Linked DNA regions of Homo sapiens: region 1 is linked to region 2. Evidence: read pairs that join two places in POLR2A ChIA-PET (ENCODE). Cell type or tissue: GM12878. All regions are shown on one strand. Each heading gives the region's core, and the rest is flanking DNA. Links, peaks and the distances in the headings are about the cores only.

Region 1 (7,427 bases), core at 953-5,952, 230 kb before region 2:
AAAATCAAACAATCGAAAACAAGGAAATATGCAAAGCCTCAAAGCAGCTGTGTAAATTCATACAGGCTTTAGGCCTATAATGAGCCAGACTTAAGGGAATGATAGTGGAAAATCAGATTTTTACTTAAAAATTAAATTACAATTATGAGTGAGTGCTACATTCATTTTAGTAAAATATCAGCACCGTGTGTATTTCCTCAAGCTTTTTCTTTACACTACCATCATCACCACATATGTCATCAGTGAGAAATGTTGAGCATGACAACAGCTAAGAAAAATTTTCAAGGTCAGTAAAACATTATTTCAGGAAAAATATTTTTAAAAAGCTTATTTTTAAGGGGTTATTAAACTTCGTAATTTATGTATAGATTTGGGATTGAACTAGCAATAATAACTTCTGCTGAAGAGATAAAAATTAGAAGATAAAATCCTTTCTCTTAAGTAGCTTACACAAAGAATGGGGGCTCTATATTTAGTCGGGGCTTACACAGACCAGACAGACAGACACACACACACACACACACACACACACACACACACACACACACGCATTGCAGAGAAAATATCCAGATAGTTGCTGCAGTTCCTCACTATCTTAGAATCATCTGAGCTTCAAGTGTAGAATTAGAGCCTTAGAACATTAGAAGAATAGTGAATATGTTCAAAATAGATAGGTTGTTGACTATCTGAATTCTCATGATACATCCCTATAAGTTATGAGTTAACTTTTCTTTTAAGTGCTTGTTCACTGTCAATATTATCAGCACAAGAATTACTGATATGCTTATAAATTAATAGTAATAGCAAAAGTGACCTTCATCTAGAGATAACTCGAATACTCAACAAACATTTATTGAGTGCATGCAATGTGCCAGGCATTGGGCTAATTAAATCCCCCCTATCTGTACACTTTAAATGACAGAAAAGCTGACTCAAGGGAAAGAGTCATGGCCAAAGGCCATTTAATTAATTTGCTGTCTGGGAAAATAGCACAAGAACTGGGAAGAAAGCCCAAGTATGAGGACTGCTAAACTGTTCAGAATACAATGTATTCTACTCCAGTAGACGGCATGTTTCCTAACTATGTTAAACTAATGTAAACTTTCCTCTGTAAAACAAATGTTGTAAAAATCTCAGAAGCACAACACATTCCTGCATATCCTCAGAGTTGTTCACCTGAACTGGAGAATTTCATTCATTCAGGCAATTTCAGAGGGAACTACTTACCAGTAGGACGGAGCCTTTGCTGTGATTCTACAAGTGAGAGAGTCATATCTCATGATTTCTCCAGGAATTGTCCAAAGAACTACAATGCAGTCTTTCCTATGGGGAGAAGTAAGAGAGAAAGTATTATCTATTGGGAACATACAGTACTTAATGTTAAGAATTGTATACATGTTCAGAATACAAATCCCTTATGAAACTTTACCTGTAGATGAGTAGAACAAAACTCAGAAAGTAACCAGCCAATGTCACACACTTGTCAGTGATGAACTGGGGGAGAAACTCCAGTGGATCTGACTTAGAGTCCACATACTTTATTAATAGACTATGGTTCCGGCCAGGCGTGGTGGCTCATGCCTGTAATCCCAGCACTTTAGGAGGCCAAACCGGACGATCACTTTAGGTCAGGAGTTCGATACCAGCCTGGTAAACATGGTGAAACCCCATCTCTACTAAAAATACAAAAATTAGCTGGGTGTGGTGGTGCACACCTGTAGTCCCAGCTACTCAGGGAGGCTGAGGCAAGAGAATTCCTTGAAGCCGGGAGGCAGAGGTTACAGTGAGCTGAGATTGTGTCACTGTACTCCAGCCTGGGTGACAGAGCAAGACTCTGTTTCAAAAAAAAAAAAGACTATGGTTCCTACTATAGTGGTCTTGTCTTCCATTATTTCTTTCCTTCCTTCCATGATTATTATTCAAAATATATTTATTGAATACCTATGAAAGCCTGACCAATATTTTGGGGGCTGAAGAATTAAATGTGGTCAAATCAGTGTCTGTCTTTTAGAGACTGGAGAAAGAAATGTATACCTCCAAAAGTAGGTATGCTACAATACAAATTTGATGAGATCTATAAGACAAATATAATATTATGGAAGCAATTAAAATAAGATAGAGATTGATTCTGTCCTGCAGTGAGGGGTGGAGTGAGAAGATGATATATGAGCCAGACCTAGAGAATATAGCTACTTGCTCTGTAAAGAAGAGTGAAGCTACTGTAGGCAATGGGAACATTCTGCTTTGCAAAATCACACAAGGGCTTCCAGTTTCCATAGACTAAATGGAGAAGGCTATTACAGAAGGACTAGGCCTAGATTTCACAAAAGAATTCTCCTAAGTCTTCAAAGATCATATACTCCCAATGCTACTTAAATCATTTGAGTATAGAAAAACAAGAAAAGCCACAAGAAAGTTTTATGAAACAAGAAATATGTTGTCACCTAAACCATATAAATATAGTACAAAAAATAAACTATAGATCAATCTCACTTATGAATACAGAAAAATCTAAACATATTAGCAAACAGAACCCAAGAACTCGTCATAAAAATAAAACATCATGACCAAGTGACATTTATTCCAAAAATGTACGGATGGTTCAATATTAGGTAATCTACTAACATAATTTAGATGTTCATATATCTAAGCAGAAAATCATATGACCATCTTCACTCATCTTCATAGACGCTAAAACTGCCTTTGACAAAAATTGGCAACCGTTCCTGAACCACTCCTGATTTAAAATACTGAATAAAATAAGAACTAATGATTTTGTCTGATCAGATATATATATATACATATATATGTACATATATATACACATATATATATGTGTGTATATATATATATAAAAAACCACACATACACACACACATTACAATCCTAAAGCTGGTGTATTACTTAATGGAGAATACTAGAGGCATTTACAGAAAGGCCAAGAACAAGGCAAGAATGTCCACTAACTCCACTACTATCTAAACATATGTTAGGGTTGGGTGCAGTGTCTCATGCCTATTATCCCAACACTTTGGGAGGCCAAGGCGGGTGGATCACCTGAGGTCAGGAGTTCCAGAACAGCCTGGCCAACATGACAAAACCCCCTCTCTACTAAAAATACAAAAAATTAGCCAGGCGTGGTGGTGGCATGTGCCTGTAATCCCAGCTACTTGGGAGGCTGAGGCAGGAGAATTGCTTAAACCCAGGAGACGGAGGTTGTGGTGAGCTGAGATCTCACCATTGCACTCCAGTCTGGGTGACAGAGCGAGACTCCATCTCAAAAAAAATAATTTATATATGTATATATATATGTGTGTGTGTGTGTGTGTGTGTGTATACACACATATAAAATATATATGTTAGAGATACTATTCCATTCAATCAGATCAGAATAAACAAAAGAGTCATGAGAATTAAAATAGAAGTAAAACTATCTCTATTTACAGGTGATATTGTAGTGTATCTGGAAAATCCAAAACAATCAATGAAAATACTAACACAAACAATTTTAAAAATTAGTAAGGTAATAGACTATTAAAATACAAAAATCAGAAGCCTTTCTACACACAAACAATAGCTAGTTAGATAATGTAATGGAAGAGGAAACTTCAGTTGTATTAGTAGCAAAAAGAATTTATTTAATCATAAGCTTAACAGGAAGTGTGTAAAATCTATATGATTAACACTTCTGTTAATCATATATTAACACTATATGATTAAAAAATTAACATACTCCTGAAAGATACAAAAGTGGACTTGAATAAGTTTGGAAATTTTTCTCATTTTTGAATGGTACTCATAAACATAATAAAGCTATCATTTATTCCCATCTTAATAAGTTTGGCATAATCTCAATAAAAATAACAAAGTTGTTTTTATGGAGCTAGTCAAGTAGATTTTGAAGTTTATATGAAAAAATAAAAATAGCTATGAGAACCTTAAAGAAAAGAAAAAGGAGAGATGACTAGCCTTACTAGATATTTTTAAAGCAGCTTTATTGAGGAATAAATTAATATACAAAAAGTGCACTTATTTAATATTTACAAGTTTATACATTTGAACATTTGCAACACCTGTGAAACCATCACTGTAATTAAGATAGACTTATTTATCACCTCCACAAGTTTCCTAGTAAACATTATAAAGTTTCCTTGTGTTTCTTTGATAGTTTCCTGTGTGTGCATGCATGTGTGCTAAGAATACTTAATGCAAGCTCTATCCTTTTAACAAATGCCTGCCAGATATTAAAACATACTATAAAGCTTCTATAATTAAAACAGTGTGGTATTGATTCATGAGTAGATAGCTCAATGGAAGCAAATAGAAAGCTCACAAATAGACAAAAGTGTATATGAAAATGTAGTAATGAAAAAGACAGTATCCCATTGGAATGTCATAAAGCAAGGAAGTACAAAAATGATGGGGATATGTAAAAAGAACACAGGCAGTATCTGGTAGGTGCTCAAATTGGTCAAACTTGGGATAATTTGAGCATCAACAGGAATCATGATGTTAATTAATTATGGCACTCAGAAAATAAAAAAGACCATAGGTTATAAAAAATAAATGAATAAATAATAAATACATAAATTAATAGGTAAGTTCAAGGGTAAGAAAGGAAATCTCTTTATGGAAGAATATCTACTGAAATGTAGAAGAAAAAATAAATAATAAAACCATCAGTTTACAATACCAATGTAAATAATTGATTCAGATGAGATATGTTAATGAATGGCTAAAAAATTTTGGGGGAACAGGATATTTATATAGTCTCAAGTGTCACCCCACAGATTACTTATTAATTACAAACGATGAACAGTGCAATGAAAATAGATCTAGTAGATATCACCTTTACCAAGTGATCAAACTGACCATCAGTAATAATGAAAGTCATATTATGCATCTTCTCATAAGATACAATGGGAAATGCACAATATTACCTTTGTAGAGTTCTTCTCCGAAGAATCTGATCATGAGGAAACCATCAGACAAATTCAGAGTAGGTTACTAAAGAGCCATGACAACCAAATGTAACATGTGAAAATATGATTGATTCTAGAATTCTCAGATTTTGAGAACAATAGAGGAAATCTGAATATAAACTCTATGTCAATGATATTTTATATCCGTGTAGGATTTATTGTGTGTAGTAATAGTTTTGAATTATAGGAGAATGTCGTTGTTCCTGCCTGTGAGAATTTGGGGAAAATACTTACTAAGTTCTTTGGAAATTTTGTCTTCACTTTCTGTCATTGAGAAATAAAAGTGTTATAATGTCACATTAGCTTGACACTATACCCCGTCATCTTTAGCAAGGCTGTCTAGAACGGTGTGCATTTCATTCACCAGAACAAGTAATTCATTTTTAAAAAAAGAAAAACTATCTTCGCTAACTTGATAGAACAATAGTGTCTATGAAGTTTGGGTATGTGTTTCTTTATTGTTAGTGAAGTAAAAGATTATATTTGCTCGTTTTAATTGGAAATTTGTCTCTTGCCCATTTTGCTCAGGAACCCAGACCTGTGGCTGTCCCATGTGGAAATCCTGCCTGAGGGGAAATACTAGGACAGGCCTAGGTTTCTGTTTGTCACCTAGACCAGTTCCTATATCCCCAGTAGCTATTTGCATTGTAATCACCTGAGAGGTTTCTTAAAATGCAGTTACCAGGGTTAAGAATAATAACCTTTGTGAACCACTTAAAGGCCATGTATGTGAGCAGATATTGAATATGAAGAGTATGGACCATTATGATTGTTCCTAAGAGCCTAGATCTTCATGAAACCTAGCTTATCCCTTTTCTTTGAGGTAGTTTTGCAATTACTTTTAGCAATTATGGATGCTCCTTGACTTACAGTGGGATTATGTCCCAATAAACCTGTTGTAAATTTGAAACATTGTTAAATTGAACCATGGTAAGTCAGGGACCAGCTGTAATCAGAACCACAAAGCTTACTTTCTGACCAGGATTCAATACATTTTATATACAATTGTACCTCTTTCAGTGACTAGCTTTGTGAAAATCACTTAATTTCTCTGGGCCTCTGTTTTTTCATCTGTAAGAGGTGACTAACCCACATGTTTATTTGGATGAGTGAGCTCATCTAGACAAGTACACAGTAAAGAGTCATATAACTGTTGGGTATACTTGCTTGTTCTAATTATTTTCTGTGTGATTATTTTGTCTCTTCTTACCTCTTCCTTTTTATCCCCAGGAAGTCTGAAACAGTTTTGGGCAGAATGTCAACACTTGATAATTATCTCCTGATTGGTGACTCTCTCACTGTGCAGCAAAGATTGCTTTTATCTGGGGTACTGTTCAGTGTGGCCTGGACTCTGACCAATCATAACTGATTCTCCTTTAATAACCAGAATGTCCGGTAGGGCCAGCCTTCTATTAATTCTAAAACTGTAATGAATCATCCAACAACTTATATTCTTTGAATACCTACTGTGTGCCAGGAACCACACCAGACACTACACATATATTAGGGAGCCAAATGGACACATCTCTTCCTCCCAGTCCCTTCTTAAATAAAATGAGGTAAGTAGCATAGAAAAAGTAGACCTTGTATCTTTTAGCAATTACTTGCAGAACCATAAAACGATATCTAGAAGACATCCCACTAGGGTGTTGTTAAATGCGACAACAAGAAAAACTCAAGAGCTGAATGAAGAGAGGTGGCTTTCAACTCCAGGAGAGTGGAATGAACCTGAGCTTTCCCGTTTTGAATTATGCCCCGTCAAGCCAGTGTAGAAATTGGCAAGTTAGTTAAGTGAGTTACACTGCTGAAGTACTCAGGCTCCACTTAAGCTCTGAATCCTTAGGGATGCCACGTGCACATGCTCATATTCTATCCAGGTTCCAGCCTAGCCCTAGCAAAGATAGTGCTCATGCTTTTGGGAGATTCTAAAAGCGCAAATCAGTAGCACTTTCCTCTATCCTTTTTTACACAGGTATAGTCTTTTCTTAATTTCAACTTATTAAAACTGCTTTATTTTTTAGGGCAGTGGAAGGAAGGCTGGTATCAAAATATTTTGATCAAAAAAGATGACAAAGATGTAAAGATCAGTTGTAGCAGACCGTTTTCTGAAAGCAACTTGGAAAAACATTCATTACATCATAAATGTGCACAATTTGCAGACTGGTGCACATTTATTTCACTTTCAGAATAGGAGTGTAAAAAAAAAAGGTGGAAGCTTTTTAATGAAGAAATTGCATTTATAATGATATGTGTTTGAATATTATACGGAGAAAGAGAGTGTTAGGGAGCATACAGTAGAGAATAAGAAGTCAGGGGAACTTCTTGGAGGAAGTGAGGTATCAGTTTAGACCTGAAAAGATGAGTGGGAGTTAGTTTTCCAAAGAGAGGAGCCGTTAATTCTACACAGGGGGAACAGCATTGAATTTTTCCAGAAATAGGAAGTAC
Region 2 (7,427 bases), core at 1,341-6,340:
ATATATATTTGTAAAAATAGTCTTAACTCATGGATTTACACATATTTGATGTGATCCTGGACAAGATTTTACAGGCTTGTCTGGTATATTTTCTGTTCCAGACCTAGACTGATATGTTTCTGCAGGAAACTCTGATTCCGTTTAGTAGAAATAGACTTTTGTGACTATGATCAGGACTCTAGAAGTGTTCATTTCTCTGAGCTGGTCATTACTTTTGAGCCTTTTCAGAGGACAGACGTACATGAGCATCTTCTGTCTTCCATGCTGTGAATTGTAGTTCTCAGGAAATGGCAGATGATATATTTAGAATATCACATAATTGCATGTTTGCTTCATCCTAAGTTAATGCACAGCATTCTCAGAATATGCTAATACTACCATCAACAATATGATTACTAGAAATGGTTTAAACTTGTTTTTCTTTTTTTTTCTATTTGTCTGTGTGTGTGTGTGTGTGTGTGTGTGTATGTGTGTGTGTTTTGGGGGTACATCCTAAAAGGGATTTTATACAGTAAAATTATTGTGTTTTAGGTTGCTTAGGATTGTTACTCTTTGTATCGTTAAGCCATCAGCTGCATACCTGGTTTGGTTAATTTGCTTTATTTTATTTTCAATTTTTAGAGATTGCTTTTCTTGAAATTTCATTTTGGCTTATAAGTATGTAAAATACTTATATAGTCCAATAGTAAAGTCGAAAAACAAAGTGTATTAAAAATCTAGCTTTTATCCTTCAGCTACCAACCTATTCAATCCCTCCTCTTAGTGGCAAACTTTCTTTCCTTTTAATATCATGGTTTATCCTTCTGCTCCTAGGTAACTGGTAGCTCACTATGCACAGTTTCTTCCACCTTGATTTTTGTTTTGTTGACTTAGTGGTGTATTGTGGAAATCATACCATAGTAGTATAGAGAAATATTTCTCACTTCTTTTTATTAGATACATTGTACTCCATTGTACAGATGTATCATAATTTATTGAGTCAGTCCCCCTATGGCGGACATCTGAATTGTTTCCAGGCTTTTCTTCTATATATGTGTGTGTGTGTGTGTGTGTGTGTGTGTGTGTGTGTGTGTATATGTGTATATATATGTGTGTGTGTATATATATAGATAGCTATATTTGATATATATATTTGATATATATTTGATATATAATATAAATATATATAATATATAAATATATAATATATAAATATATAATATATAATATATAAATATCTATAATATATAATATATAAATATATAATATATAATATATAAATATATAATATATAATATATAAATATAATATATAATATATAAATGTATAATATATAATATATAAATATATAATATATAATATAAAAATATATATTATATATATAAATATATATAATATATAAATATATAATATATAAATATATAATAAATATATATAATATATAAATATATAATATATAAATATATAATATATAAATATATATAATATAATATAAATATATATAATATATAAATATATAATATAAATATATATAATATATAAATATATAATAATATATAATATATAAATATATAATATATAATGTATAATGATATATAATATATAATAAATATATATAATATATAATGTATAGTTATAATATATATGATATATAAAATATATATTATATATAATATATAATATAAAATATATATTATATATAATATATAATATAAAATATATATTATATATAATATATATTATATATAATATATAATACATATGTATAAATATATAATATATAATATATATAAATATACATAATATATATTACATATAAATATATATCATATATCATATATATTACATATAAATATATATCATATATCATATATATTACATATAAATATATATCATATATCATATATATTACATATAAATATATATCATATATCATATATCATATATATTACATATAAATATATATCATATATAATATATAATATATCATATATAATATATATCTATATAATATATAATATATATCATATATAATATATATCTATATAATATATAATATATATCATATATCATATATCATATATATTATATATAAATATATATCAATCATATATATTATATAAATATATATCATATATCATATATATTATATAAATATATATCATATATAATATATATTATATATAAATATATATCATATATATATATATTTTTGAAATGGAGTTTCACTCTTGTCACCCAGGCTGGAGTGCAATGGTGTGATCTCAGCTCACTGCAACCTCCGCCTCCTGGATACAAGCAATTCTCCTGCCTCAGCCTCCCAAAGAGCTGGGATTATAGGTGCCCACCACCACGCCCGGCTGATTTTTGTATTTTTGGTAGAGATGGGGTTTCACCATCTTGGCCAGGCTTGTCTTGAACTCCTCTCCTCAGGTGATCCACCCACCTCAGCCTTCCAAAACACTAGGATTACAGGCATGAGCCACTGTGCCTGGCCTTCTTGTATATTTTTGAAAATCTGTGTTTATACCTAATGGGAAAAGTAAAAGAGTATGCAAGTGTGGCCTAAAATGATGATCCACTCTGCCAGACTATCCTCAGGAAAAGTATGGTTTTTTGTGTGTGTTTGTTTTTTGTTTTTCTCGAGATGGAATCTCGCTCTGTCACCCAGGCACCATCTTGGCTCACTGCAACCTCCACCTCCTGGGTTTAAGTGAGTCTCCTGCCTCAGCCTCCCGAGTAGCAGGGATTGCAGGCACATGCCACCATGCCTGGCTAATTTTTTATATTTTTAGTAGAGACGGGGCTTCACCACGTTGGCCAGGCTGGTCTCGAACTCCTGACCTTGTGATCCGCCTGCCTCAGCCTCCCAAAGTGCTGGGATTACAGGTATGAGCCACTGTGCCTGGCCAATAAGTATGTTTTCAAAGTGACAGTCTTCATCACAAAATATGGAAAGGTTTTAAATTGAAGGACAGTAGAATCTAATTAAACAAAATGAAGTCATTGTTGGCTTTTAAGTTGTTGACTCAAACAGTGGAATGAAATATAATTCATCTCCACTTGAGAGCTTTCAAAACAAAACTCCCTCTGCCATTTTCTTCTCTGTTTAACTAATTTACCTTCACCTACCTTCTTAATTATATTCAAGTTGTGCCCAAAGTTTAAAATGACCTCTCCATTTCTACCCCTCTGTTGTTCCATATTTGCCAAGGAAACTTTAATCTATTCTTCAGAGACTAGCTCAAGATCAGTTTTCCTGTTCAGTCTTTCCTGATCGTGAACTTATATTAGATCAAATAAATATATGAAATCACCTTTGATTTAGGTTGCATGCTTTAGACATTATTGTTAATCTGTCCATGTATTTTTTTATGCAAATATGCATATACTCATCTATAGAAACTCTTTTTTAGTCCGTTTGTCTTCTAGAAGGTATGGACTCATTGTTAAATTTCTACAAGTCTTTCCCATGGTTGAAAAAGTAAGATTTGTATTCACTACTCTGAGGCAGGTGTCTAAGTAGATAAAACCTTAAGTTCCATTTCTGTTCCATGCTCCTCTACTTCTGTAAATAAGCAGTAGGCTTTATGTAATACATTGTTCTCTGTTGACCTCATTTCATATTCACTTCCTTTTCCTCACAGCATCGAGCAACCTTTGTCAATTCTTTATGATCTCTCATCGTGGATTCAAATTTCTCCTCTTAAATTTGGAGATCAGGTTTTATAACCTTTAATTTGCTTTAGTTTGAAAATTTAGCTACTTAGTGTATACATGTTATATCTCAGAAATTATGCTCTGTAATTATTTATTAGATGACCTCTAGGAGGTAGACACCCCTATTTTTCATACATGGAAACATGTTAGAGAGGTAACTTGACATGCTGAGGCTTGACATTAATGACTAAGCTTTTGAATCCTTTCTCTTGCTTTCCAAGTCAAAGCTAGAGTGATCTGATGAGTAAAAAAGTCAAGTTTATTATTAGTGATGAAATGCCTAAGGGGCCCCTCATGCAAATCCTACAAAAGAGCAACACGCCAGGGAAAGCTACCTAGTTAATTTATGGTAACACAAGGGAATCAATGACCTTACATTTTTTTTTGAAAATTTTTATTCTTTTCTTTTTCCTTTTTTTTTTTTTTTTTTTTTGTTTTGAGATGGAGTTTCACTCTTGTTGCCCAGGCTAGAGTGCAATGGCGCGATCTCGGCTCACTGCAACATCCACCTCCTGGGCTCAAGTGATTCTCCTTCCTCAGCCTCCTGAGTAACTAGGATTACAGGCACCTGCCACCACGCCCGGCTAGTTTTTGTATTTTTAGTAGAGATGGGGTTTCACCATGTTGGTCAGGCTGGTCTCGAACTCCTGACCTTAGGTGATCTACCTGCCTCAGTCTCCCAGATTGCTGGGATTACAGGTGTGAGCCACCATGCCCAGTCTTATTTTCTTTAAACACATTTTTCAAGAGGTAGAGAACTTTTCTCTTGCTGAAATTTCACTGCTTTCTCTTAGCCAATGAACTGAACCATTCAGTCTATTAACTAAACAAAAAACGACAGGAAACTTCATAAATATTTAAAGCTGCTGCTATGAATTAAACATTGGGATAAAGAACTAACTCCTTCATTAAGCACAATGTTTAAATAAATAAATAAGCTCATGACATATATCGCTAGGTAAATCAAATGTTTGAATTAATAATATTTCAGGATTCTGTAAACATTTACCTTGGGTAATGCTTTAAACGGCTGTATTACATGTGTTTGACTTATTAGACCCAAAGCAACTGATTTTAATGAAACATTTAGGGCTTAAAAAAAAGGTAAATATGGTTGGTTCAGCATTCAGAAAATGAAGCAATTAGCAGAAATATAGGACCAAACATGGGAAAAATGTGACCAGTTTTGTGTGATTTTTAAAAAGGAAAACTCAGTAGAAATCACAGAAAATCAGGGGAACACGAAGCCAATGGCCCTCCACCTCATTGAGTTTGATTCTATGCTCGCCTCCCTGTAGGATGTGTGTCTCCATTCATTTAGTGGACCATGACAGACCACCCATAGTGTGTCAGGTCTGTGGTACAACAGCGTTACGGAAGTGATTAAGAAGTGGCTCCTCTCCTTGAGGGGCTCACAGTACCACATCAACACCTATCAACCTAGATATCTCCCTGCCTACTCTGGTGGATGGGAAAAATGGAGTAGAACAGAATGGTTACAAAACTTACGATTTAGGAGAACTGAATTTGCATCTTCATGACATCACTGGCTTTGTGGCCATGTTTAAGGCACTTAACTGAGTCTCAGTTTCCCCACCTAGAAGATGCTGTAATAATTCTTATTAGGACTTTTGAAGGATTAAATGAACTGTTTTTCGATAAGATAATTATTATTATCATTTTTTTCTTACCTTGCCATGACACATAAGAATAAAGGAAGACCATGAAATGTTGATATTATTTTAAAAGCTCCATGAAAAAAATATAATATGTAATACTTTTTGAGTGCTATTTATCATTTGATCTTCGCCACAACCTTGTAAGTTAGGTTCAGTTGTTCTCATTCTACAGATGAGGAGGCTAAGGCACAGAAGGGGACATTGTTTGCCAAAGGTCACATAGTAAGTGATGGAAACAGCATTTGCCACCTGTAGTCTGACTCCACTCTCTTGAGCCCTGTGCAGTGCCCCATGGAGGCCATCCTGCCCCCTGCTGGAAATTTGCTTAGGCCCCATCTTCAGTGATGTCCATTGCTGTTTATTTGATGTTCTCCTAGGAAAAAAAACACATTACGAACGGTTAAGAAAGACCCCTTTCCTCTTACAGTGGACTTGAAGGCTCTCTTTTGAATTGAGTTTGCTTAAAGGGAATTAGTTTCTCACTTACTAAAAGTCATAGGTTTTACGAGTTGCTGTAGGAGACTGACTCCAACATTTTCATCTCACAACTCCTTCATACACTTAAAAATTATTAAGGGCCTCAAAAACCTTCTGTTTATGTGGGTTATACCTATGGACACTTACCATATCTGAAAATAAAATTGAGAAATTGAAAAAATATTAATCCATTTAATATAACAATATTATAGTTAACATAAATATCTTTTTCTCAAAATGGAAAATAGCCATATTTTCTAAAGAAAATTAAGTGTATCATGGTTTTAATTTTAGTGAGTCTGTAATGTCTGGCTTTAGTTGAAGTCAGCTGGATTATCATATTTACGTTTGCATTCAGTCTGTTGCAGTAGCACTCATTTACATCTGGAAAACTATACTCACGAGAGAATGAGAGTGTAAAAGGCAAAATAATGCCTCATTACTAATTATTAAAATAGTTCTGAACTTTTTGGAAGGATATTGGATACCCCCAATGGTCCCTGGACTACACTTTGAGAATTACTGCTTTAGGACATGTCTTTTGCCCTAGCATTTAGACGATGAAGTGTTAATGATAAGACGCAAGAAGTACCAAAGCAAAGGGAATAAAATAGATGCAGTAAAATCAGCTAATCAGCAATTGAATTAAATGAAAAATTCAAAGGTAAACCCAAACTGTAAGAGAATGATCAGTTTTAGTAATAGGTAAACACAATGGAATTGTAATTTGTATTAAATGTACACACTAGTGAAATTTGCCTTTTTATCTTGTGGTTTGCTTTCTGATGTTTAATGTGTTTAATATTAAAAGATGATATTTGAGAAAGGCAGAAAAACACACCATGTGCTTGTGATTATGAAGCAACATCTTAGTCCCACTTTATTCAGCAGTGAAAGTAATATACAAGTTGAGTATCCCTAATCCAAAAATCCAAAATCCTAAATGTTCCAAAATCAGAACCTTTTTGAGCACTGGCATGATGCCACAAGTGAAAAATCCCACACATAAGTACTTAACACAAAATTAGTTTCATTCAAATTAGTTAAAATATTTTGTAAAATTGCCTTCAGGCTATGTGTATATGAAACATAAATGAATTTTGTGTTTAGACTTGGGACCCATCCCAAGATGTCTCATTGTGTATATACAAATATTTCAAAATCTGAAATCCAGAGCACTTCTGGTCTCAAGCAGTTTGGATGAGGTGTACTCAACCTGCAGTAGCAACCACATAAAAGCACTTGGGCAGTGCTGGGCACTAAATCTCACAATAGCCCTCTGAATTCAGTGGCCCATCCTCTTCTTTTTGTTGCCCTTCTCCTCCTTTCCCTCCCCCTCCATCTCCCATTTTACAGAAGTAAAGGTTAAGCCATTGCCATAAGTCACACAACTAGTAAGTAGATAGGTGACTGGTAAGCTCTGAAGTCCATGCTCTTCGTTTCCCCTGTGTCCCTCTTACCCCAATGGGCTGTAGCCTTTCTGGACCAATCTTACTTGGCTTTTGTGACAATTAAAAGATACATAAGTGTATGTGAAGGGTACCTGGCATGTTCTAAGCATACACTCATGGC

What was found. Peaks named below come from ENCODE experiments on the same cell type or tissue, not always from the same donor. Only the 100,000 strongest peaks of a DNase experiment are listed, where the experiment ranks them.
Region 1: POLR2A ChIA-PET joins it to region 2 with 7 read pairs; 2 of 35 experiments call an interaction of 5 or more read pairs at or near these places.

The regions. Positions count from the first base shown.
Region 1 is chr6:129,853,226-129,860,652 of GRCh38, reverse strand. All of the region lies in intron 1 of TMEM244 (transmembrane protein 244), which reads left to right. LOC105377999 (a long non-coding RNA gene) reads right to left here and starts at 5,025. Exons shown (of 8, transcript XR_942986.3): 1 at 4,941-5,025; 2 at 1,228-1,323. In GM12878, for the core only: no CTCF peak of the experiment used is centred there; no DNase peak of the experiment used is centred there.
Region 2 is chr6:129,619,712-129,627,138 of GRCh38, reverse strand. The region is part of intron 5 of ARHGAP18 (Rho GTPase activating protein 18); the gene reads left to right. Among named protein-coding and RNA genes, the nearest start is that of ARHGAP18, 87 kb to the left of the region's middle. RefSeq lists a silencer at 7,209-7,409. In GM12878, for the core only: a CTCF peak has its summit at 5,686 (motif pointing left); no DNase peak of the experiment used is centred there; H3K27ac peaks cover 1,199 bases.